3 separate regions of the Homo sapiens genome follow, and regions 2 and 3 are each linked to region 1. Evidence: chromatin loops called from intact Hi-C (ENCODE). Cell type or tissue: GM12878. All regions are shown on one strand. Links, peaks and the distances in the headings refer to the core of each region. The heading gives the core; the rest is flanking DNA. Region 1 overlaps LINC00305 (long intergenic non-protein coding RNA 305). Region 2 overlaps LINC01924 (long intergenic non-protein coding RNA 1924). Region 3 overlaps LINC01924 (long intergenic non-protein coding RNA 1924).

Region 1 (8,372 bases), core at 274-8,273:
TTATTTTGTTCCACCAATCTATGTGTCTATTTTTATACCAGTACTATACTGTTTTGGTTACTATTGACTTGTAGTAAAATATGAAATCAGGTAATATGATGTCTTCAGCTTTGTTCTTTTTGCTTAGGATTGGTTTGGCAATTTGGGCTCTTTTCGTGTTCCGTATGAATATTATGATTGTTTTTCTAATTCTGTGAAAAATGATGTTGGTATTTTGATAGAGATTACATTAACTCTGTAGATTGCCTTGAGCAGGATTGTCATTTTAATGATATCAATATTAATTCTTCCAATCCATGAGCAGGAGATGTTTTTCCATTTGTTTGTTTTATCTATGATTTCTTTCATCAGCATTTTCTATTTTTCCTTGTAGAAATATTTTACCTTCTTAGTTAAATATATACTTAGATATTTCATTATTTTTTGTAGCTATTGTAAATGGGATTGTCTTCTTGATTTGGTTCTCAGATTGTAATTGGTATATAGAATTAATACTGATTTTTGTACACTGATTTTGCATCCTGCTGAATTCATTTATCAAATCTAGAGATTTTTGGTGGAGTCTTTAGTTTTTCTAGATGTAAGATTATATAATCAGTGAACAGGAATAACTTGACTTCCTTTTATCCAGTTTGGATGCCTTTAATTTCTTTTCCTTGCCTGGTTTATCTGGCTAGGATTTTTAGTACTATGTTGAATAGAAGTGGTGAAAGCGGTTACCTCTTCTTGGTCTTCCTAAGCAACTTCCCTAGTTTATCTCTTCTCTTTTCATCTGGATTGTAGTCATAGCCAAATATGCCACTCTACTTCCACTAGCTCCTTCATAATGAACTTGGAATTATCTTCTGATAATGCACTTCTTTTTTAGGAATATTTAAGACTCATAAATTTCAGAATCAAATCAGACTACTTAATCCAAAAATGGCCTTCCTATGCCACCAGGCCCTCTGAAAATGCCCAGTCTTTTTTTAAAAAAATCACACTGTACCCCTTTCTCTGCTAATAAATTCACATAGCAGCAGTACCTCAATACATATTCTACATGCTTTTCTTCTCACTTACCCCAACCTTCCCCTTTGGCTTATCCTATTTTATTTATTTTTTTTTAAGAATGCTCTTTCCTTTCACATTTCTATACGTTAATGCATTATCATTCAGGGTCCATGTGCTATGATTTGGATGTTTGTCCTCTTCAAACCTCATGTTCCAATTTGATTCCCAAGGTGGCAATGTTGGAAGGCAGGGCCTGGTAGGAGGTATTTGGGTCATGTGGGTGGATTAATTATGAAAAGATTAATGCCCTCTGTCAAGAATGAGGGAGTTCTTGCTGTATTTGTTACTTGAGAGCTGGCTGTTAAAAAGATCCTGACAGCACCCTCCTCCACTTCCTCTGTCCCCATAGGAACCCGCCCATCTCTCACCACGTAATCTCTTGGCACACACTGGCTCCCTTCTGCTTTTGGAGGTGAGGCCCTTACCAGATGCAGGTACCCAGTCTTGAGCTTTCCAGTCACCAGAATCATGAGTTAAATAAACTTATTTTCCTTATAAACTACCCAGTCTCAGGCACTCTGTTATAGCAACTCTAAGAACTACCTCTTCCCAAAAGCCTTCTGAGATATTCCCCTTGCTCCTCACTTATCCACACACCTCAGATTAGTCTTGTACTTCTCCAGGAATGACAGTCACAGTATTTAAGCTCTGCATGGCATGGTCATCCACGGATCAGAACCTAGCTGGTTGAATGTAATGGCTGAATGGCCAGCCTGCAGTTCTGTATCTCTCTCAACTGGTTTTCCTCATGTCCTTAAGGAAGAGTTCACAGACATCTTCCTGACTAAAAGATGACTACTCTGTGGTCCTATAGCACCTGTGTGTGCCTCTGTCATGGCACTAATCACCCTGTGCTAAAATCACACCATGTTATTGTCTCCATGCTCTGCCAGGTAGAACACCTGGCATATCTAGACACTCAGTAAAAGCTTGTTGCCAAACTGATTAAATTTTTTAAAAAATGAATTGAGGCCAAACACAAGTCTTAATATGTCCCAATGGCTCTTCCTAGTAATTGCATTTATAAAATGCTAAGAAAATGTTTGTTGTATTAAATTTGAGCTCTTGATCTCTAATAAAATCTTATTAATCATTTAATAATAACGATGATGATGATACTGCCAAACAATTACATAGCAGTCACTATGTATCAGGCACTGAATTAAGTGCTTTATAGGTGCTTATTTAATCCTCACATCTACCTTTGTGAGGTGGTTGTCTTATTTTTCCTGATTTTTAGAAGAAAACAGAAGCACAGAGAGATTAAATAAACTGTCTAGAATCCTGCATCTCATCAGTGGAATGACCAGGCTTCTAACCTAGGAAGTCTAACACCAAATTCAATATCTTTTTGCTCTGAATTAATTTCAATGAAAGCACTTTTTGATCTGATGAACCTATGGTATATATTCATTGTTTTCTTTTCCTAACCATCCATCATTTCCATTAATTACTAGTACTCTGACACTGCTCACAGTGAGTTGTAGAATATTTTCAATCAAAAGCATGTAAATAACTGTCTTACCACCAACATTCATCCTTGAAATCTTGCTAAGACATGAAATTGTTGCCTCCACACTTAAACTATTTATTTCCTGCTTCTAGTTTTTCATTTGCCTTGTCCTGGTTTTCTAGCTGAGGACAACTTGTAAAAGTCTGTTCCCCCTTCACCCTGCCTTTAGCACTCAGCTTCTCAGTGACTCAGTGATTCCCTGGGCATCTGCTACCACTCATACCCCAGTGCTCCCAGTATCTTTTCCCCTCATCTTAATTTCTCACCCACATTTCAGTTCCAAGTCTCTAAAATAGATACTGGCCTTTCTTTCACAATTAAATAAAAAAAAATCCCTGAAGATTATTACTCTTATCTTAATTCGTATTCTCAAATATTTATCCCTTAATTATACCAGTAGCATTACATGGTTAATCTTTTGAACTAATTATCATTGCAATATGTTTAATGAGATACATTAAGTATGTCGCAATTTTTTTTTACTTAAAAAGGAAAATATATACATACATGTGTATCTTAAATCCATCCATATATGTCTTAAATCTATCTTTCTGTCTCTTAAATTTGTCCTGTTATCCTCCTTTCCTCAATCCTTTTACAGTGAGTCTGATACTTATTACCTTGTGCTATGGTTTGAATGTGTTGCCCCAAAACCATGCAATGAAAACTTAACGCCCAATGCAACAGTGTTGGGAGCTGGGGCCTAATGGGAGGTGATTAGGCATGAATGGATTAATGCCATTATCAGGGGGAGTGGGTTTGTTATTGCAGTAATTATAAAAGGGAGAGTTTGGTTCTTTTCTCTGTCTCACTCTCTTTTGTCCCTCTACTGTGAGATCACACAGAAAGAAAATCCTTCCTGGACACTATTTCCTTGATCTTGGGCTTCTCAGCCTCCAGAACTGTGAGATCACACAGAAAGAAAATCCTTCCTGGACACTGTTTCCTTGATCTTGGGCTTCTCAGCCTCCAGAACCATGAACAAATAAATTTTGATTCATTATAATTTACCCAGTCTGTGATATTTTGTTACCGCAGCACAAGTAGACTGAGCTACCTTGCAATTAGATGGTGATGATAGCTTCTCATATGGCCTCTCCTTCTTGAATCTTCCCTCTGTTCCAATTATCATTCATACAGTTGAAGTAATTATACTAAAACCTTCTTCATAAGGATCATTTCTAGATGATAGCATTATAAGTGATTTCAATTCCTTTATTATTTTCTATATTTTAAAAATTTTCTGCAATGAACATACTTTCTTAAAAAAATTACAGTAATTATATTTTTTTCACAAGAAAAAGAATAGCAGCTATTTTATAAGATACGCTAAGGGACTACTATTTTTTTCTCTAAAATCGAAATAGGCATTATTAGGCCCCTTCTCGGCCATTCGGTTAGACATGCTGACCAACATAGGCTCTCGCTCAGCCTCTATGAACAAGGAGCTGTTCACTGAGATATAGGATTGCTCAGAGCTGCCCTTAATAATTTATTCATTCATCTCCTTCCCTTCTTAGTATGGGAATTCTGAGACTGGCTCATTCATTCCACAAATGTTTATGAGATGCATCTTAATGATCAAATTAATGCTTGAGATTGAGTGATTGAGTGGTGATCAAAGCGTGTCCAGCTGTAGTTTCATGTTGCTTACAGACTTTTCATCTTTACATCTCTCACCCCCAAGTGTAATGTTAAGCACTCAGGAGATCTCTCCAAATAACTACTCTTGATTTAGGATTTTTATCAGTCCACTGTATTAAATTGCCAAAAATTATAATATTCATAGAATTACTTAAACCTCATTGTCTCTAATCAGGTAAGGAAAATATTTCAGACATTAAGCACTTTTGATTGCAGGAAAATTTTTTTCCAACTTTTATTTTAGATTCGGAGGTACATGTGCATGTTTGTTACATGGTCTAGAAAATTTTTTAAATCTTAACTACATATATCCCAGTTACAGATCAATGGAAGAGTAACCTTCCTCCCCGCCCCCTGCCAAGTAACCAATTTTGAAACCAAATAACATGTTAGGTGTCCAAAATAACATCAGAAATAAACAATAATTTATCCTTAATTTTTGCTCCCTCATCTCAATATTTAGGGTCCCTTGTCACTGCTATATTACAGGTATTATAATATACTTTCTATAGTTCTGCTTTCTTTAATACCTGCTTTCTCAGGTTCTGAACATGTGCTTTGTGGCTTAGCCCTGTGGTAAACATTTTACATGTATCACTTATTAACCTCTCACAATAATGACATGAGGTAATTTCATTACCCTTATCTTGCAGATGAAACTCTGAGGCTTTCAGGGACGTGAGGTACGGTGCCAAGGCCACACCACTGGTAAGTGAAATTGACACTGAAGGCTAAAATCTCAATGGCCAAGTCCTTGCCAATGCCCATGTCTCAGTCCAAATAGTCTCATGCCTCCTTGTAGCTTAATGAATTATCAGCCTGGTTTCATCCTGAAAAACCTGGTTTATATGTGTTCTGTCCAGAGATGTGTGTGAACAGAGAGTGCCTATTTTCACACAGTATGCCTGGAATCAGCCTCAGGTCATGGTAAGATAACCAAGGAAGCAACCCCTTTATCAAGTCCCTGGAAGCCAGCCCAATGGACCCAATCTCTGTTCGAACTTCTACCTGCTATGTGGGATGGTTGTCATTAGTAACCCATGTTTTCCCATGTGTGTTTCTGCATTGCTATTCTCATCCAACATCCTTAAATAATAGGGCTGAATTTCTCTCGTGGATTACTCTATTTTCTAAATTTTATTCTCATGTAGAGGGCCCTGAACATGCTAGGAATGAGGAAGTTTGGGTTTTTGTAACTGAGCTAATTTTGGGAGGAGGGAGGTTGATTTCAGTTTTACATGCTGAGCTCTCAAGGTAGAACTAGGTTACTCCAGTAAGAAATCTTTTCCTTCTTTTGGGTTTTTTTTCTTTTTTAAGGTTGCTATCAATGACATCCAATGTCACTGCATGAGACTAATGTAAAGTGTCAGATTAAATCAAATAATGGTGTCTGTCTAATTGTTTTGCAAAATGAACAACCCAAGTCACTTACATTCAATGTAGCTTGACTTTCTAAAGATTTAAATAGAAAAGGTGATTCTCTGGAAGAGTGATATTTGCAAGATTCCTGAGCTACTTGTGCAATGTAGAAAGAGCCTAGCTATTCATCAACTTGGCTTATTTGACCCAAATGAGGTGAATGGAAAAGATATAAATTCTTAGTCTGTGACACCATCACCTGCCACCTGTCACCTGTCACCTCCAGGTCACAATCTTGAACTGCTCTTAACATAAACTGAAAAGGAAGTTGAAAAACCTTTACCTACTGCAAGATGTTATTTTATTTAAAGCTTCACAACTACAGTCTTGGTGGGTGTGTTCAACATGACTGGCAGCTGCCTTTGATTTACCTGGGAGCACTGAAATGAAAATCGCAGCCAGCCATCACCTTAAAATTATTGGGGTGGAGTGCTGGGAGAAATTCTCTGAATTTATGATTTATTTGCTCTTCTGGTCACAGGTAGTATTTCATATCCCACTCTAGACTTACATACACTGCTGCGTGTATGGGCATGGCCATACCAATTGTTAAAATATTAAAATACTTCTATGCCAGTTGATAAATAGTCACTGCATTCAGCCTCCTAAGTAACTCCCTTCCGGTCAAAGAACCTCCCTCAGGATCCCAGGAGATTCCCACAATCCAGCAAATAAAAGAAATAACCCTGACACAGCAAGATTCTTCCGGAACTCTGCACCAATACTGAGGCTTCTGCCATTCTGTTGTTAAATATTTTAAATATTGTCCCTGAAATGAGGAGTGGAGAACCTGAGTGGGCTGTCTTTTACACGGGATCAATTGTAAAAATACTTTTTTATTGGTTGCTTTGGATCTTTTATAAAACTTCAGTGGAAGATATTGTCTATTATGAGTCCATTTTCTCTTATTACAGAATTCATGCGATACATTTTTAAATTTCTTCAAGAGTGCCTTATTCTGGGAATGTAATTTACTTTCCAAGGAAGACAAAAACTAAAAGGCTCTTGTTTCTTTTAATTAGGTAGAAGGAATACATTGCAATGTAGTTTTCTTTTTACTTTGACTTTCTGGAATTCTAGTACTAAAATTAACACCTAGTTGAACAATAAAATTATGCAAGCTATTTGATGTGTCTGTCTTTCCTCTTAAATGACTGATTTGCTAATTTTAAAATTGTATTCTTTTTAATATGATTTAATGTTAGAAGTTGCATTAAAAAATTGGGGGTATGGGGATAGGTTTTTAAAAAATCATACCTAAATGGAGCATGTTCTGTTCTTGGCTGTGCTAAGGGCCTTGGGTACCAAGAGCTGCAGGGATGCCCCAATGCTTCACAGTGTTCTACTGAACAACTTCCATACTTTTGCTGTTATTCCTCTGAAGTTAGAACTGACATTTCTTATTATTAAAATAAAAATAGATTTGAATAAATATTAAAAATCCATTTAATTGTCCATGTTTCCTATTCAGGAATCTTCTGCTGAGGTTTGCAAACCTTTAAAGTTGACCTGGTTAGATATGAGAAAAGGAAATCTGAAAATATCCATTATAATATTATTCTTATTTTACATTTTGCCTTATGTGATATTTACTTAGTTCATGGACAATTGCAATCTTTCCAACTGCTTCTTTTTTGTAGCTTCCTTGTAGCCATTTCACATGAACATGTTTATTTTGTAGAATTGGTAAAGGCAGAAAGAGGTTAAATTCAAAACACTCATTTCGCAAAACAAATTAACTAGAAAAAGAAAAAGGGGCTTAAAGTTAAATGTTGAGAAGACTGCTTGGAGTATATGCCAGTTTTCAATTGTCTGTGCATGTCATTTTCTTTTTTTTTTTTTAATTATACTTTAAGTTCTAGGGTACATGTGCACAACGTGCAGGTTTGTTACATATGTATACATGTGCCATGTTGGTGTGCTGCACCCATTAACTCATCATTTACATTAGATATATCTCCTACAACACTCTCTTTTACCCTATATACCATGGATGATAAGCCAAAATAAATACAAAACTTACTTTAATGCATTCTATGTACCTTCAGTAGTTTGTGCATTTCATAAATTTGGAGATACTATGCTTTTATTTTTGTGCTTCTCATTCTTAGTTCAAGGCTTTATACATAATATGTGCTCAGTGATTGTTTACTCAATTTTATGTATTATGTGCTTAGCACATTGGAGAATAATTAGGTCCCTTTTTCTTACAATTTCTGTGTGTTTTAAATCTCTTATTTTAAGTTCTGCCATTCTGCCAATCAAAAGAATAATCATTATCATCCACCTGTTCTACCTTTTCAGTTACCCAATCAATCAATAATATATTACTTACTGTGCGCCAAACACATTTCCAAAAAAATACATAGCAAAAGAAAACATTTTTTTCCCAATAAATTTTACTTACCTTATGCATTAAAAGATCGATAAGTAAACTTTTTTTACATAATGGACTAACTGAAATAAAAGTTTGAAAAAGGTCTATGGAAACAGAGAGGAGGGATTCATCAGCTCTGTACTAAGAAATTCAGTACAATCTTCACAGAAGGGTTGATATTTGTGCTGTAATTGATGAATTCAGTTGAAAATATTAATATGAGTTTCCTGGTAGACAGAAGTGGAAAGGGCAATGACATTCCAGATTATTGAACCACCTTGTTCAATAATTGCTTGTTTAAGAAAGATTGAGATGTTCATGTTGCATAGGAAGGAGATATGGTAGATAAACTTGGAGAGGTAGGGG
Region 2 (8,372 bases), core at 84-8,083, 280 kb after region 1:
CAGTATTGAAATAATAGGGTAAAATTATTATGAAAAGAGATTATTTAACAGAACAGATCATGCTTCTTGTCTTGGGGCCTTCAGTTAACAAAAGTTCTCTCTCTCTTTAACCTACTTTAATTCACCTCCCTTAGATGACAGCTTTTTTTTTTTTCCAAATGAGCTAGCAGAAATACAGCCTCAAGGTTACGAATTAATTCAAGTCAAAACAGAAATGATGTGAAACAAAAGATAGTTTCAAAAGCCTGCAAATGTATTAAGTAACATAGAATTCTGTGCAACTAGAATGTATAATATCCTAAATATGAAGGAAAACTCATAATGCACTGTGAAAATCAGTTTGGATAGAGCAAGTCTGACTTATTCATGGAGATATAAATACAATACAATAAAATAAAATACATACAAATAAATACAATAGATGTCTTCAAGATTGTGTAACTATGTCCATACAACTGTCTATGACTCAAATTTTAAAAAAAAGAACCCAGGTTCACAAGAATCTGTAGGTGCTGTAAGATTTAATTCTGGATTGTGAAAGTTCCTTTATACCTTAGATTGTCAACAAAAGTTCCAGTGGTTTATTATATATCATAGCAGAAAGCCATCTTTTTCCAGATTGTTTTGTGTTCAAATAGCAATATTTCTGGCCCTCTAGGAATGACATGTTGTTTGGATTACTGAGCCAGAGAAGCCGCTGGACCATTGAGATTTAGTAGGCAATATGTTTGCCAGCCTTTTTGAAAATTGGAATGTTATTTTTGAACTTTATCGAAGAACATGCTGCATCTCTAAGGTGGGCATTATAAAATTAGTGAACATGTGGTTATCTCTCATTTATTTGTTTGCTACTGAACTAGAAGGTCAAAAATCCACCTTTAAGAGAATATTATTTCTCACACGACTTTCTTGTTTAATGGTATTATTTATATGGATAATAATAAACCTGCTGAATATTCACATTCAATTAAACACACACACACACACACACACACACACACACACACACATTCATACGCATACATAAACTCTCTGGACTACTGTTTTCATCCAAGTAAAGAAATGTCACAAATACAAATATTGAGTTTGATATGCATCTGTTACCATAGAAATGCTTATTTGTGCTAATTAAGATACTTTACCTTGATTAAAAGAATTAGTGGTTCTAGCACATGAAAAGTGGACTGGATTTGTTTTAGATTGATTTGGATGTCACCAGTCTTGCATTTTACAGTGTGCACCTCTCTTTGTGTGCACCTCTCTGTGTTTGCACACAGAATTTGAACCTGTTGCATAAAAACATTTGCTTAGAGTGCTGTGCTAACAAGATCATTGATCTATTTTTGTGTAGGGCAATTAGCTTCATTCCACTCGAAAGCCACACATTGCACCCCTGGTCATGATCTCTACCTTGTAAATGTTTGTCATGTGTCACAGGACAAATCTGGAGACAGAAGCAGTCTGGGTCAGCACAATTTCTTGATAGGAAAAACAACTCAAGGACATTTCTGCTGGTAGTAGGTTGGAGGACGTAGCATGTGAAAGCCAGAAGTGAAATTACAGACAGTTTCTTCCAGCCCACTCAAAGATATCATCTTTGAAAATGAAGACCAGTTCATAATATGCTGAACACAGTGGCTCATGCCTATAATCCCAGCACTATGGGAAGCCAAGGCGGGCAGATCACTTGAGGCCAGGAGTTAGATACCAGCCTGGCCACCATGGTGAAACTCCGTCTTTACTAAAAATATAAAAATTAGCCGGGTGTGGTGGCAGGCGCCTGTAGTTCCAGCTACTCAGGAGGCTGAGGCAGGAGAATCACTTGAACCTAGGAATCGGAGGTTGCAGTGAGCTGGGATCGTGCCACTGCACTCCAGCCTGGGTGACAAAATGTGACTCTGTCTCAGGAAAGAAAGGAAAAACAAACAAAAAACTTATAATATGCAGCTGCGCAGATGCAATGTTATAATAGATACGTAATAGATCTCATATCTTTAAGTCTAATGTGCTACTCACCCTGCAGACACTGATGTTTCTGGGAGGGTAACCGCTTCAAGTTGGCTTAACTATGGGAATATTTGGGACATAGCTCAAGTTTCCTATTTTTGAGGAAGCATTACAACAAATATATTGCTAGGTCTGTTCTTGCTTTGATTGGTCTATGAAAGTAATAGAAACCTATTTTTGGAAAGCCATAATGTCACATAATCCTTGTGATTATTGTGTGTCATAATAGTAATATAATACAAATCTTTTGCAATGTCAATGTTAAAACACATATTAAAGCATTTGCAGTTTCATATTTTCATTGAACATAGTATTATGTAGAGTAAACAAAACAAAATATATTTTAGGCAATACATGCATATTAAATACTACCAAATTTTATTTTTTCGAAGAAGACGTCTCCAAATTGTAAAAATTTTCATATCACTTTTCCTCTGTTCCCCCAAAACTGTGGTGGTGTCTGTAGTATAATTGAATAAAAGTAAAAGATTCAATTACTATGAAATGCTACACATAGCAAGGCTTATTCTAGACAAAGTAGAACAATTTATTGTACATTTAAATGTCCTTATTTACCATTTAAATTATGCCTAGTTTAGTTTAATACTAAACTAAATGGGTTTAATATTGTGAAAATGCTGAGAATCAGAGATAAATTTGGTTAGTTCATGACCTCTAGGGATAAGTAAAACCTGTGCCCCTCGTGTGGAGAAGGTGAAAAAGATGTAGGAAATATCCTCTGTAGTTTGAATGATGACCCATGAAAAGTAGTGTCCATAATTCCAGAACCTGTGAACATGAAAGATTTGCAAAACGTATCGTTGCAGATGTAACTACTTTAAGGGTCTTGAGATGAGCTCTGAGTGGGCTCTAAATCCAGTAACAAGTGTCCTCATAAGGAAAAGAAGAGGAGACATAGATACAGAGAGACCATGTGAAAATAGAGACAGATATTGAGGTTACGTGAGCACAAGTGAAGGAACATCTGGAGCTACCAGAAGCTGGAAGAGGCAAAGAAGGATTTTCCCTCAAAGGCTCTGGCAGAAATAGGGCTCTGCCTGCACCTTGATTTAGAACTTCTGGCTTCCAGAACTCAGAGAGGGTACATTTCTGCTGTTTGCAGCCATTGTTTGTGTTATTTGTCATGGCATCTTTATGGAACTAGCATACCCCTTCTCTTAACTTTCAAACTAATTGAGGCCTTCTGTCAGCTGAAGGAAAGCCTTTAGAGTTCAAAGATGGGGCCCTCTGGTGGTGAAATTTAAGAGACTCTCTAGGGCAGGATTTTTTTTTTTTTTTTTAATTTAAGTTTTAGGGTACATGTGCACAATGTGCAGGTTAGTTACATATGTATACATGTGTCTAGGGCAGGATTTTATACTTGGTTCTATTCAGGGATGTGGTCCCTGAATAGAACATGGAGGTAACTGATGTTTTCACCCACTTGGAAAGTCTCCTCTGTCGACTTGTTGGATTATGGGGCCTTGGTAACATTGACAATGGCAGTAGTAATAATGATAATGTATTATTAAGTAGAGAGCTCATCATACATGCTGGGTATTATTCTGAGACCTCACAATAATCTTATGAGATGGTTGCTATTATTTTTATTGATGAGAAAAATGAGTAATAGAGGGGTTAAGTAAATTTTTCAATGTCAATAGCTAGACAGAGAGCTTGTGCTTATGGTGGCTACTCTATGCTTTCTTGAATGACTTAAAAAAATTTCCTCTTATCTAATTTTATTCTCCTCCTTTGCACCTGCTCATTCTTTTATGAATATGCGTACGTGTTTCTCTTTAAAACAAAATAAAAACCAACTCTCCCAGCCCCCAAATCTCTCACTAGTTGTCACCTTATATCAAGACTATATTAAAAAATAACGAACAGTTAATATCTCCCCAACTATTCAACTGTGGACTAGGTTGAATCATATGACATTGCTGATAATGGACTGATTTTGATGTATAGAATGGCAATCTTATCTGGTTCAGTCAAATGCTTTTCAACCCAATGCAGTCAGCTTCCTACTTTTACCACTCTGAATGTACTCTTTAAAGGTGGACAGGTCATGTCCCACTTACAAAAATGCAGTAGTTACTTTTCATCCCTCTTTTTATTAAAAATAGTTAAAACTAGTAATAGCAGGTAATATTTGCTGGGTGCTTTTTATATAATCAGGACAAGACTAAGCATTTCAGCCCTTGGAAGAGAGACGGCATCCTTTCCTCAATTAAAAGAAGATGGAACTGAAGCTTGGAGAGGTTGCATAAGTTGTTCTCCATACCGGGCAAAGCTGGAATTCAAAGGCTGTTTCATTTCACTATGAAACTCTTGATGGCTATGATATAACACTCTCTAGCTTTTGACACGATTGAGCATTCTCTTCCTGAACACTGTTTTTCTTTCCTGACGTCTGTGAGACTACACTGTTCTCCTTTGACCTCAGGTCGCCTTCCTTTGTTTTGCTGACTCTTATAAGTCTCTGCCTAACTTTTTAAGTGTTCTTTCTAAAGGTTTTGTTTTTGACCCTTTTCTTATTTCACCTTATCTCTTCTCACCTTTTTTTTTTAACTTTATGCACTCATCCTGCGGTTTCAATTATCACTTGTAAACTGTTGACTCTCACATCTCCACCCAGAATTCTTCTCTGAGCCTCAGATGTAATTCACTGTTAGGGCTAACAGTTGAATAGCTTAGGCTGCTCGCTGCTCAAAAACACACATCTATTCACACCCTACACTTCTCCAAACCTAATTTTTTTATTCTCTATTTTGACTGAAATAGTCCCATTGAAGAATCGTGCAAGCTGGGATCAGTTCAGTTATTTCCCCTTCTCTACTTCACCACAAATGATAGTTACTAAGCTTTATACCTATTGCCTCCATAATAATGCTTCAATCTGTTTCCCTTGCTATTGTTTGAGCTCCCTGAAGCTGCTGTCTGATCTTTGCAACAGTCTTTGGACTAGTCTTTCTGTTCCTGTGGTTTCACTTTGAGTGACCTTCCCTGACTTAGGTGGCCTGCCATGGAAAGCTCTATTGGAAGAGCTGTTTTAGGTGGCGCAGCTCTTACCTAGTTCAAAGCAGCTAGGTCTGCTGTGTTTTGTGCCTCCCACAGAATATCTGATGTTTCATTAATATTTGTTGATTAAATACGTGAATTCCCATTTTCTTTGTCAATTTATAAGGCTCTTCAACATATTATTTAAAAAGATGTCATTTTCACAATAAATTTTGGAGTAGGAATACAAACCCATCTTTATTTTATAGATAAGGATAAGTGGTTTTCCCAGTTATGAAGTGAATTGCAGAAATAGAATTAAGCCCAGATTTTTCTGATTCATAATTAGATTCTCTTAAATCTCTGTCAGAAAAAACCCCAGATCTATTTCTGCTCTACACCCCTACAAATAACCCGTTCTCTGATTTGTTAGAGTTTATTAGTAAAAGCCACTGTGTAATGCTACCGGTATTAATATGTATCTGTAATTAGGTGTCACCTTGGAGGTTTCTGGGTCACCAACTACTCATATCAAGCCCCTAAAGTCCTCAGGCATTTTTTGATTAGAGTCTTTTTTTTTTTTTTACTATAATTTTATGGACATAAACTAGAACATAAGTTTAGTTTCCAGAAGTATCCCAGATCATTAAGGCGTGTTCAACATCAATGCTTACATTTATTAGTAGGGGTATTAAGAATGGAATTGCATATTCATTTCACATGGCTGAGAAAGAACTCAGTCACAAGAAATTTAGGTTATGACGTTTGTTTTTCTGTTTCAACTCTCTATTGGCATTTTGCTCTTTGATTCCTGCTGCTAATTCTATTCTAGGCCTGCAAGATTATTCTGTGCCCATCCCATTTATGGACTGCAAACTTACTTGATTCCTGATAGCAGAGTTGAGATATAGGTAAAAGCCATTTTCAAAATGAGCTTTATTAAATATTAAATAATATAATATCAAATATATTTTATGACATTCTTATGCATTTGTTTATATATAATATAAATGTACACAAGTATATTTTAATATATTTGTGTATGTATATTTTATAAATATAAATATTGTTTTGTATATTATAAAAGATACATATAAATATGTATAAATATAAACGGATAAATTTATATATGTATATAAATTTATATATGTTGAAATAAATTATATACATATAAATATATTTCATAATATACATGTTAAGTGTATCAAATAAGAAATACAGAAAATAGAAATACATGATAGCATTTTCCTATCAGAATGAGTAAGAAGTAATTTATCTTAATGTAAAAGGTAGGATTTAGAGTAGATTATGATTCTGTCAATTAAAGAACACATGACTTTGGACAATTTGGTTAACTCTGTATGCCTGTTTTCCTTTGTCATTAGAAATAACCATCTTTTTAGTGACGGACTACTTTTTATCATTAGAAAGTATTATAGAGCTGTGGTGAGGACTGCTATAATAATTAATTTAAAGCCCCTACCTTAGTTCCTGGTATATGCATAATAATAATTATGTTAATGGAAAAAAAAACAAATTCTGTAAAACATTTTAAAGAGGTTTATTCTGAGCCAATATGAGTGACCACGGCCCAGCAAAGATAGTCTGGAACAGTCCTGAGGGAGTGTCCCTAAGGAGTTCTGGTTAGAGTTTGGTTTTATACATTTTAGCAAGACAAAAACGGTGGGTAAAATTACAAATCAATCCGTAGAAGGTATACATTGGTCCAGTCTAAAGAGGCGGTATATCTTGAAGAGGAAGCTTATAGATCATAGGTGGATTCAAAGATTTTCTGACTGGCAGTAGTTTGGAAGCGTTAAGCTTTGACTAAAGACTTAAAAGTCAGTAGCAAGGATCAAGATAAGGGGGTTATGGAGAAAAAGACTCGCTATGCAGATGAAGCCTCAGAGGTGGCAGCCCTCAGACAGAATAGATGGTAAAATACCTCTTTAAAGATGCCAGATTCTCAGCCGGGCGCGGTGGCTCACGCCTGTAATCCTAGCACTTTGGGAGGCCGAGGCGGGCGGATCACGAGGTCAAGAGATGGAGACCATCCTGGCCAACATCGTGAAACCCCTCAGTCTCTACTAAAAATGCAAAAATTAGCTGGGCACGCACCTGTAATCCCAGCTGCTGGAGAGACTGGGGCAGGAGAATCGCTTGAACCCGAGAGGCGGAGCTTGCAGTGAGACGAGATCCCGCCACCGCACACCAGCCTGGCGACAGAGCAAGGCTCTGCGTCAGAAAAAAAAAAAAGAAAAGATGTCAGATTCTCAGTTCATTTCTCCTAGGTCTGGGAAAGGCCTAGAAAGGGAAGGCTTGGCCTTCTACATTAATGGAGAGAGTTTTCAGATGCAAATTTCCGCCATAAAAATGACTTTGCAGGGCCTTTTCAGAATGTGTTGAAGAAATACAATTTGGGGTAAAATATTCCGATTTTCCTTCAGGATCTGCTATCTGTCATGTGATGCTGTGCCAGAGTAAGGTTGGAAAGTAAACCATGTAATATTAAAAACCTTGTTTAACAAGCTTTTATGGTTTGTAGTGTTTGGCTCAACCCTTGCCTTGCATAGTCTTGGGTCTTGATTACAATTTTGTATCTCATATCGAGCCCCTAAAATCCTCAGGCATTTTTTTGATCAGTCTTTTTTTTTTTATAACCTATCATTTTATGGACATAAACTAGAACATAAGTTTAGTTTCCAGAAGTATCCCAGATCATTAAGGCGTGTTCAACATCAGTGTTTACATTTATTAGTAGGAGTATCAAGACTGCCACAAAGAGTCTATTTTGTGAGTCTTAAAATCTCTGTTTTAATATTAATGCTGGTCAGTTATGCTCAAACTCCAAAAGACAGAGTATAGTGAGGCGTGTCTGACCTGCCTGTCTGTCATGGCTGAGAATTAAGTTGTTTAGGTTTTTCGGGGGTCCCCTTGGCTGGGAGTAGATCTGGTCAGTCAGCTGTGGGGCCTAGGATTTTATTTTTCATTTGTAATTACTGTATTGGTAGGAGACTGACAAGAATGTGAAGAGCTCAGAAACTGATGAACTAAAATGACAGAAACAAAGACATTGAATAAATATGGCTAAACCTTGGGGCTAACTTTTCAATAAGCAAAGCCATCATACATGGAAATGGTTTTTATAATACAGTGGGTAGCCAATAGCTGGAAGGGTTTAGGTAGGGGCATTATTATGATTGTGGGAAGTGGAACTACAGAGAAAATTCTTTTAATCAGGTGGATAGATTAGTAAGATGACATTTTGAGATTCCTTTCAAGCCCAATATTATTTGATTTTAAAGCTGAGATCCTCACTACCTGGGGTAACAGTTAAGTCTCTTAGTGATTGGTGTCAGCGT
Region 3 (8,372 bases), core at 215-8,214, 76 kb after region 1:
TCCTGGCTTCTTAATGATCATCATTCTAACTGGTGTGAGGTGGTATCTCATTGTAGTTTTGATTTGTATTTCTCTAATGACCAGTGATGATCAGCTTTTTTTCATGTTTGTTGGCTGCATAAATATCTAGTTTTCAGAAGTGTCTATTCATATCCTTCACCCACTTTTTGATGGGTTGTTTGTTTTTTTCTTATAACTTTGTTTAAGTTCCTCTGGAAACCATCATTCTCAGCAAACTGATACAGGAACAGAAAACCAAACACTGCATGTTCTCACTAGTAAGTGGGAATTGATCAATGAGAACACATGGACACAGGGAGGGGAACATCACACAGTGGGGCTTGTTGGGGGGTGGTGGACTAGGGGAGGGATAGCATGTGGAGAAATACCTAATGTAGATGACGGGTTGATGGGTGCAGCAAACCATCATGGCACATGCATACCTATGTAACAAACCTGCACGATTCTGCCCATGTATCCCAAAACTTAAAGTATAATAACAAAAATTCAAAGTGCTGATAGGCTACTGAATAGGCAAACTGAATAGGCAAATGGGTCATGTCACCATTCATATGATGTATAATAATGAAGGCATGCTATAATAATAGCAAACATTCTTAGGTACTTACAGTGTCTCAGACCTTCTTTCTGAATCCTTAATCTGTATTTTTTTTCTTAGCTCATTTAAAACTCAGAAGAACCTCATGAGGTATATACTATTATTGTCCCTATTTTATAGATAAAGAAGATAAAGAAGGTGAGTGACCAAAATTAGCCAAAATCACACAGCTAGCCAGTGGCAGAACCAATACCTGAACCCAGAGTCTTAAGTCTCATCACACTCTGTAGCAACAACGGGAAATGGTTGATTCTGACTAGTAGCATAGGGGAGGAGGGAGGTTTCACAAGTGAGGAGTATTTGATCTATGCTTTGAAGAATGATGACAGTCTTATCCAATGATAAAGGGAGAAAGACTTTTTAAGGTTGTGCAGACCAGTATGAGCAAAAGCACAGATATGTAGAAGTGCCTGATGTATTCAAAGGAGAACTTACAGCTCCATGGTTGTGTGGTTGGAGACAGAAAAAAAGAGGGAAAGGGTTTTTGCAGTTTCAAGTGTTTCTGTCCAGACCAGAAATGATGTGATTTTTTAGTCTATGGATCATTTCAAGTTTAACATATTGGTATTTTTTCTTTCTTTGCATTTCCTTTATAAATACTCATATTTAGCAACATCAATCACATGCAACACATACAGTTTCCCCAAATTTTGCTCTTCTGTCATGTGAAATGATTGAATGCATGGGTATAAACAGATACGGATTGGTAGTATACATGATGAATTTTGCTAAATAAAGTATTATTTTTCTCTAGATGCATATGAGTAAGTTGAAAATACTAGCTTAGAAATGAGCGAACAGGGTAACATACAATGAAATAATTTGCATACTGGGTAAGCCCAGCGTCTTCACTTCATTAGTTTTTAATTAAGCCTCTGTCTGATTAAGTTATCCATCTCTTTTCTACAACCTTTTGCTTATAATTTTTTTCATTTGGTCCTTAGCAGCCTCCAAGAAGGGTGAAAAGCAGTATTGTTTGATTATCCCCTGATATCTTTCTTGTGCCTATCTTCTATTAAGTTTTGCCAAAAATATAATGTAAAAAATATCACAAATGCAATTCCATAAAATAAGTATAGGATGTGTAGAGGACATAGAATGTATAGAAACTGTGATGATAGTGACATGGACCCTTCTAGAGCACCCCAGGTTAAGACACATGCCCCAAGAATGAATGAGAAGCTTTTCTGGGCTTCTGAGCCTGACTCTAATTCTTCTTAAGGACAACCAAAGGAGAGCCTCAGGCTTCTCAACTAAAATGCCAAAAGATGATGGAGACCAGTCTCACAAGCAGAACGCCTGCCCAGGCCCCTGCCCCGGGCCAGGTATTTTGTAGAAGGGGCCTTTCTGGCTCTCTTCTTACTGTGCTCTTCCTGCAGGTCAAGGGGATATGCCTTCTCAGAACCTACTCCATTCTCCTCTGTTAGACACGGTCCAGACCTCCAAATTCTGGACGCAAAGTCTCCAAGCTGGTTTCCATAGCTTGCAGAGGCCTCTCCCCTGCCTGTCATTCAGAGAGCGGGCTGAACTGCTGTTTGCTTATCTTTTGTTCTGAGGAATAGCCAAAGGGTGGCTACTGTGGCAGCTACTAGATGGTGGTGGAAGAAGCTTGCAAGTTACAGTGCATTGTCCACTGGCCCATATACCTGGCCCCTCTTGGTTCAGGCCAGAGTTGACAGCGAGAAGAGAAGATGGAAGTTCTATGGATCCCAGGCTTTTGTTTGCACCCTTGTCCCAGGTGCAAATGTTAGGAATGAGCATGATCAAGACACTGAACCTGAAGAAGCTTAATTTAAGGAAACAATGACTGTGGAGCACCACACCTCACCTCATGTTTCTTCAGAAGTCGAATTTATTCTTTCACTTTTCTTTTACATTTCTTATTTATGGAACAAATATTTATTCAAAACCATTCTGTGAGCTTATGAGATGGCGTGGCAAAAAATATATATAAAAATATGAGATAGAGGAGGAACACTGCGAGGTTGTGGGCTCCTGGTAACCAGGGGAAGATGGGCTTTCAGAAGGACAAAGTGGTCAGCAGAGACATTGTCATGCAGTCTCAGAATATGCAGATTGAAGTGTCCTCAGTGGCTCAGAGGAGGGAAATGATTAGGTCTCTGGCAGGAGAGGTCCCAAGAAATGGCACAGGCAGAAATGAGGTTGGAGTGAATTAAAAAGTGAACAATGGTGAATGAGGGCCTGGAACTGGTGGGTAGAGTTTACTCTTCAGGATTTTTTCAGTGAAGGTTTACAGGAAGATACTGAAGTGGCTGGAATGGGAGTGGGATTAAGGCAGAAAGTTTTTAAAAGGGGGTATGTTTGACTTTGTTCAAAAGAAGCTGAGATCCCAAGGGTTTGGGGCACTGTAAAGTACACTGCATTGCTTATAACACTTGCATTTGTATGAGACTTGAGTCTTGTACAACAGGTTTTATTTCGATAATAAAATGTCTGCCTCCAGGTTTAGCAATAGGGCAATTTCTAGACAGCTAATCAATACGACTGTGCCCCTCCACCCTGCTCTCCTAATTATGTAATTATCCACAGAGCTATTCCAAGAACAACTAGGCTGAGCTCTTTTCTCTCCACATTTAGCTGGTAGAGTTCTATTCCCTAAGTAGACTTATTTGTTCCCTAAATTTTAATTTATTAACTGTTTCACCTGAAAGCAATCACCTTTGCAGTCAATTCCCTAAATAAAACATCTGCCTTTTCAATTCAGACAGCTATAAGTGAAGAAATACACCAGGGGAGGAGAATTATGTTCTCTTTTAGAAAGCAGAGATGTTTACAAAGACACGAATTCTGGCACCAGCTGCCTGGTTTGCATCATGAATGAGCTTGCATGGGTGCCATGAGAAAGTGAGGCCCGTTAGCCTGTTTCCTCCTGCTCGTCTGTGAAGAGTCTGCTTCGGCTCCTGTTTCTTAATCTTGCCTCTTGTATTGACCTTTTACAGAGGTTACTTGAGAACTGCAAGCTCTGAGGTCATTAGTTCTCACAGTGCTTTGTTTTTCTGTAGCATCTATTTGCATGCCATTTGTGGTTTCAACATGCTTTAAAATAATTTCTACGTTGAGGCCCTAAGGTGCCTTTCTTTGAGTTTGTTAGGGAGGCTTCAGAGACGGATGATATTCCTGCTAACTTTTCTGCAAACCTTGTTCTAAGTACAGAAGTCTGAGGGCAAAAGGTGGGTGGACACCTTACACTAGGTAATATTTTTATCTCTCCTAAGAAGTGTGCATGAGACAGACACTGAAGAAGATGAAAATGTACTATTAATGTACTGAGGGTGTTTTTCCTGAAAATTTGAGCCCTTCAGAGGTTTGGTTTTTAGCCATTGCTGGCAAACAAAGTGGTGGAGACCCTAAATAATAGAAACAATTCAGAGTTCTCTGGGTCCTGCCTGTTTCCAAACCTCTTCTGCTTACAGGAGCTCAGCCATGAGCACTATAGAGCTGTTTGTAATTATAATTCCTGAAAAAGGCACAAGTGCAGACCAGGTCTTGAGGCTTCCCCGGGCAGACTTCTTTCACTCTGCCACATGCATATCTGTACTTCGCTTGTCAGAGAAGCGAGCAGGAAACAAAATGAGCCCCTGAAAGGTTGTTCTCTTTCTTGTGACGGAAAAAAAAAAAGATTTCTGTGATGACGAGCCACCCAAGCAGCCCACACAGCATTGCGCAAGGCAAAGAAGAATGGAAATTTTTGTGGAGCAGAGGTGTTTCAGGAAGTACTGGGGAGAAGAGAATAGAAAAATTTATCTGTGCTAAGAAAGGTCTAGATGTGGCCCCTTATCCCGTTAAGCAATGATGGTTTGTAAATCAGCCCAGGACTTTGGAGGATAGAATTCCACAAGGTCACAGGATTCTTTTCACGGAATCAAAAACATTGGCTTTGGAGCATAACTCCACTTAACCCATGCAGAGCAAAAACAAAAAAGCTGCAATTTCATATACCAGAGGTTCCATGAAGTATATATTGGATGTGAAACAAAGCAGCTGGTTCTAGGTATAAAAGCAAAAGGAAGCGAAAAACCAGCGGACTGTGTGTTAATTTACTCTGGAACTGATTAACAACAGGTGCAGATGAAAATCATCACTACCTCCTACAATGTGTTTTATGACTGGAAATTACCAAAAGTTTCAAAATTTCCTTATGGTGGATGCTATGCTTGAGTAAAAAAGTTTTTTTAAAACTTTCATAACATTTTAAGTCTATACAAACAGAGTGTTTAAAGAGCTATGTTACAAAAAGAAAGAGAAATGCTGCAGTCAAATAACTTGGAACAAGGGTCTTTACTTCCTTCCATCAAATTCAGAAAACTCAACAGAGATTTGTAACTTGCGATAGACGACAGAACACAGTTCAACTTAATCGTATTTGTTGTCTTTACCTCACGTTGATTAGTCAGGGACTAGGCAAATTGTTTAGTTAGATAAATATTTGATATCTTTCAGCTTTCTCATCAGCACAGAGAAGGCAATTTACAAAGCATTTCCTGAATGAACCGAGTATATTATATCCCAGTTATTCTTTTATAGTTTCTTTTCAATTAAAGATAATTTTCTTCTTAAGAGGAGACCTATGTTTCTGATTTCTGATTTCCTCCCTCAAAGAGGTGGCTTACACTATTCTATTTCCATATTACCAATTCTGCCTACATCACATTCTTTTCAGAGCTCAGGGCTTGCTTCCTCAGGTGACAATTTCAGAATGCAGCACTATCCTTTTCATTATCTTTCACTTCCATTTCTGCATTAAGAAACAGTACATCTCAATATCCACTTAACGTAACTGGATTGCTTGTAACTCAAAGGATAAAGGGTTGAGTGAATGGATAACCCATTCTCCACGATGTGCTCATTTCACATTGTATGCCTATATCAAAACATCTCATGTACCCCATAAATATATATACCTATCATTTACCCACAAAAATTTAAACAAAACAAAACAAATATCCACTTAGAGTATAAGGAATTGGTTTACCTCTCTGAAGGAATTTTTAAAAAATATATATTCTTTTTGAGATGGAGTTTTGCTCTTTTTGCCTAGGCTGAAGTGCAGTGGCACGATTTCAGCTCACTGCAATCTCTGCCTCCCAGGTTCAAGCAATTCTCCTGCCTCAGCCTCCTGAGTAGCTGGGACTACAGGCACCCGCCACCACGTCCGGCTAATTGTTTGTGTTTTTAGTAGAGACAGGGTTTCATCATGTTGGCCAGGATGGTCTCGAACTCCTGACCGCAGGTGATCCACCTGCCTCAGCCTCCCAAAGTACTGGAATTACAGGTGTGAGCCACTGCACCCAGCCTCTCTGAGGAATTTTGGAGCACAAACTCAAAGACTGAGCCAAGCAGCATTAAAACATGGGGTACAGAAATTTGTCAGTAGCTTTCCAGAAAGTTTTAGTTACTTCACCACTTCCAATTTGCTTTTACCTTCCAGCAAGTCAGATTCCTTCTGCCTTAGCACTGTACTCTCTCCAACCTAGCACTCATAGTACTGAGCGAACATTACATGTTTAATTCCCATCGCCCCACCAGATTCCAGGTTACACAAAGGTACAGGGTCATTTTATTCTTGTTTATTTTGTTATTCACAGTGCCTCGCACATTTTGAAGTGCTTGATAATTTGCTGAATCACAATGAAGCAACTACTCTTCCCAAATTAAAGAAGGACTGTGTACATTTTCCATAGAGTATTAGACCCGGAAGTCTCTAAAAATCATCTTATTGAACTGTATGAAAGTCCTTGTCTGCTAATGCCCACACCTCCATCCTGTCTGGTTTGTTTTTTTGACTCTGTTGAGAGTTTCCCACCATTAACCCATCTCCTGTGTATCATCTTTTTTTGCTTCTTTGCTCATTTGTAATCTTTGATTGTCTGCTGCACACTGGAGCCTAGTCTGGATTTTGTTTCTTCTTTTAAAGAGTTTTGTTTTGCGCTCTGGCAGGTCCTTCATTTACGGCAGATCAGCTCAATTCTCCCAGGACTTGTCGTTAAACTTTGGGATGAGCCCAGGATTGTTTTGTTCTCAGAGGACTACTCCACTTAACAGCTTTGCGCATACCGCTTGCTAACACTGAATGCCTTCTTCATTTTCTTTTTTCAAAACTCAGGTTAAATTATATCTGTTCAATGGTGATCTGTTCCCTGATTATCAATAAAAAATGTAAATAAGGATGCCATGGGGTGTTGTAGAAGGACCATAGGATTTAGATACAAAGGATCTGAGTTTCACTCTTGACTCTACCAATTTCTCACTCAGAATTTTAATCGACTCAGTTATGAAATGGGCAGTGTGTACCTAATCTATTTCTCTCTTAAGATTTAAGTTAGACAATATTAAAATGCAATTTGCATTATAATAATTTATACTAAAATGAAGACTGCTCTGTAAACATTCTTAAGACCTTTTTTCTCTCTTGTATGTATTTTGAATATTCAACAATAATTCAGTCTCCTTGTGGGGAACGTTCAATCTCTCATTGCTTTTTCCTTCTGGAGGTACTGGAGTGTCTAGTACTTTAGAGTAGATAGCCAACAAATTCAATGAACTCACTCATGGGAAATGTCTGAGTTTTAAGTGAACAAATCTCTTCTTAATATTACAGTATCATTATTCTTTGTTATTCATGAAAAGAGTAGAGCACAAAAGCATAGAAAAATCAAATATTTTCTTAAGTGAGACTTGTTTTCTGTTTTTTGATACAATGTTCTGTTACAGAGACTCTGAAATATGAAATCTGGCGAATAATGGGGTTTACTAACTTAATAACATAACATTTTCATACCAGTAGCAGCTTCTGAGTAATCTTATGCTGTGTGTGTGTGTGTGTGTGTGTGTGTGTGTGTGTGTGTGTGTGTGTGTGTGACGAGGAAAAACCACGCCAGGCTAGAATAGAGAATCAATATTGACAAACTGAATTGATTTTGCATTTGACTTCCCACCACTTATTCCATATCTCACCCACTCAATCCATCTAGCTTACTTCTACATTTTGTACCCCAACCTCACCAGCACCTGTGCTTTGTTTCCTTGTGTAGGTCTCAATTATTTGCAGGCAAACATCATTTCCAAGTTGCAAGTTAAAAATCTTCCAGTAACCTAATTGTAACTGGCATAACATATACTCTTCTAGCTGATCTTAATAGTGCTAACGAAATATTAATGCATTTTTTTATTTACTCACAAATGTCATAAATACAATTAATAATTTTGTCTCTTTCAGATATGTATTTGAGGATAACTGGGGTTGATTTCTTGAGTCTGCTTGGTTCAGCAAGTTCGGATTGGCTCAGCTACTGGCCATATCCTCATTTTGTCCTGGTGGGTTAGGAGGGGGTTTTGCTCCCATGGCTCTGTGTCTGTTGAGTGGGGCTCAGGGTTATGCTGTCCCAGTAGCTCAGACCCTAACAGTAGCTGGCCTTAGACCAGCCCACCCACAGTTCAGTCCCTCTCCCACAGTGCCTTGGAGGCTGTATCTGGAGCAATCAAACACAGGAACAGGTTTAACAGCTCTAAGCCTTTTATTCCTGCTGACCCTGTAGGTCAAGCTCTCCTTACCCCACAGAGCCTATTCTCAGTACCTCTCACCCTCACACAACATTACACAAAGGTGTGGGACCCTGCCCACTAGAGACTCCCAGCCCCTCTCCTACCATCATGCTCTTTCATATGAGGTGAGGGCCACTTGGCATAGCCAGCAGGTAGGCTCTGGGGGCAGACCGCCTGCCTGTGAGGTCCC

The links. Hi-C counts contacts between places; a loop is a spot of excess contacts. Peaks named below come from ENCODE experiments on the same cell type or tissue, not always from the same donor. Only the 100,000 strongest peaks of a DNase experiment are listed, where the experiment ranks them.
Region 2: a loop joins it to region 1, with 2.5 times the contacts of the local background. A loop is called at or near these places in 7 of 110 quality-filtered maps.
Region 3: it touches region 1 in a loop (2.0-fold over the local background); 5 of 110 quality-filtered maps call a loop at or near these places.

Annotation. Positions count from the first base shown.
Region 1 is chr18:64,122,522-64,130,893 of GRCh38, forward strand. All of the region lies in intron 2 of LINC00305 (long intergenic non-protein coding RNA 305), which reads right to left. It overlaps LINC01924 (long intergenic non-protein coding RNA 1924), which reads left to right. Exons shown (of 10, transcript NR_033881.1): 2 at 4,864-4,918. Among named protein-coding and RNA genes, the nearest start is that of LINC00305, 22 kb to the right of the region's middle. In GM12878, for the core only: no CTCF peak of the experiment used is centred there; a DNase peak (open chromatin) is centred at 4,920.
Region 2 is chr18:64,406,463-64,414,834 of GRCh38, forward strand. It overlaps LINC01924 (long intergenic non-protein coding RNA 1924), which reads left to right. Exons shown (of 10, transcript NR_033881.1): 6 at 659-796; 7 at 5,843-5,921. Among named protein-coding and RNA genes, the nearest start is that of LINC01538, 150 kb to the left of the region's middle. In GM12878, for the core only: a CTCF peak has its summit at 3,252 (motif pointing left); no DNase peak of the experiment used is centred there.
Region 3 is chr18:64,198,841-64,207,212 of GRCh38, forward strand. The region is part of intron 2 of LINC01924 (long intergenic non-protein coding RNA 1924); the gene reads left to right. Among named protein-coding and RNA genes, the nearest start is that of LINC00305, 54 kb to the left of the region's middle. In GM12878, for the core only: no CTCF peak of the experiment used is centred there; DNase peaks (open chromatin) are centred at 3,587 and 4,711.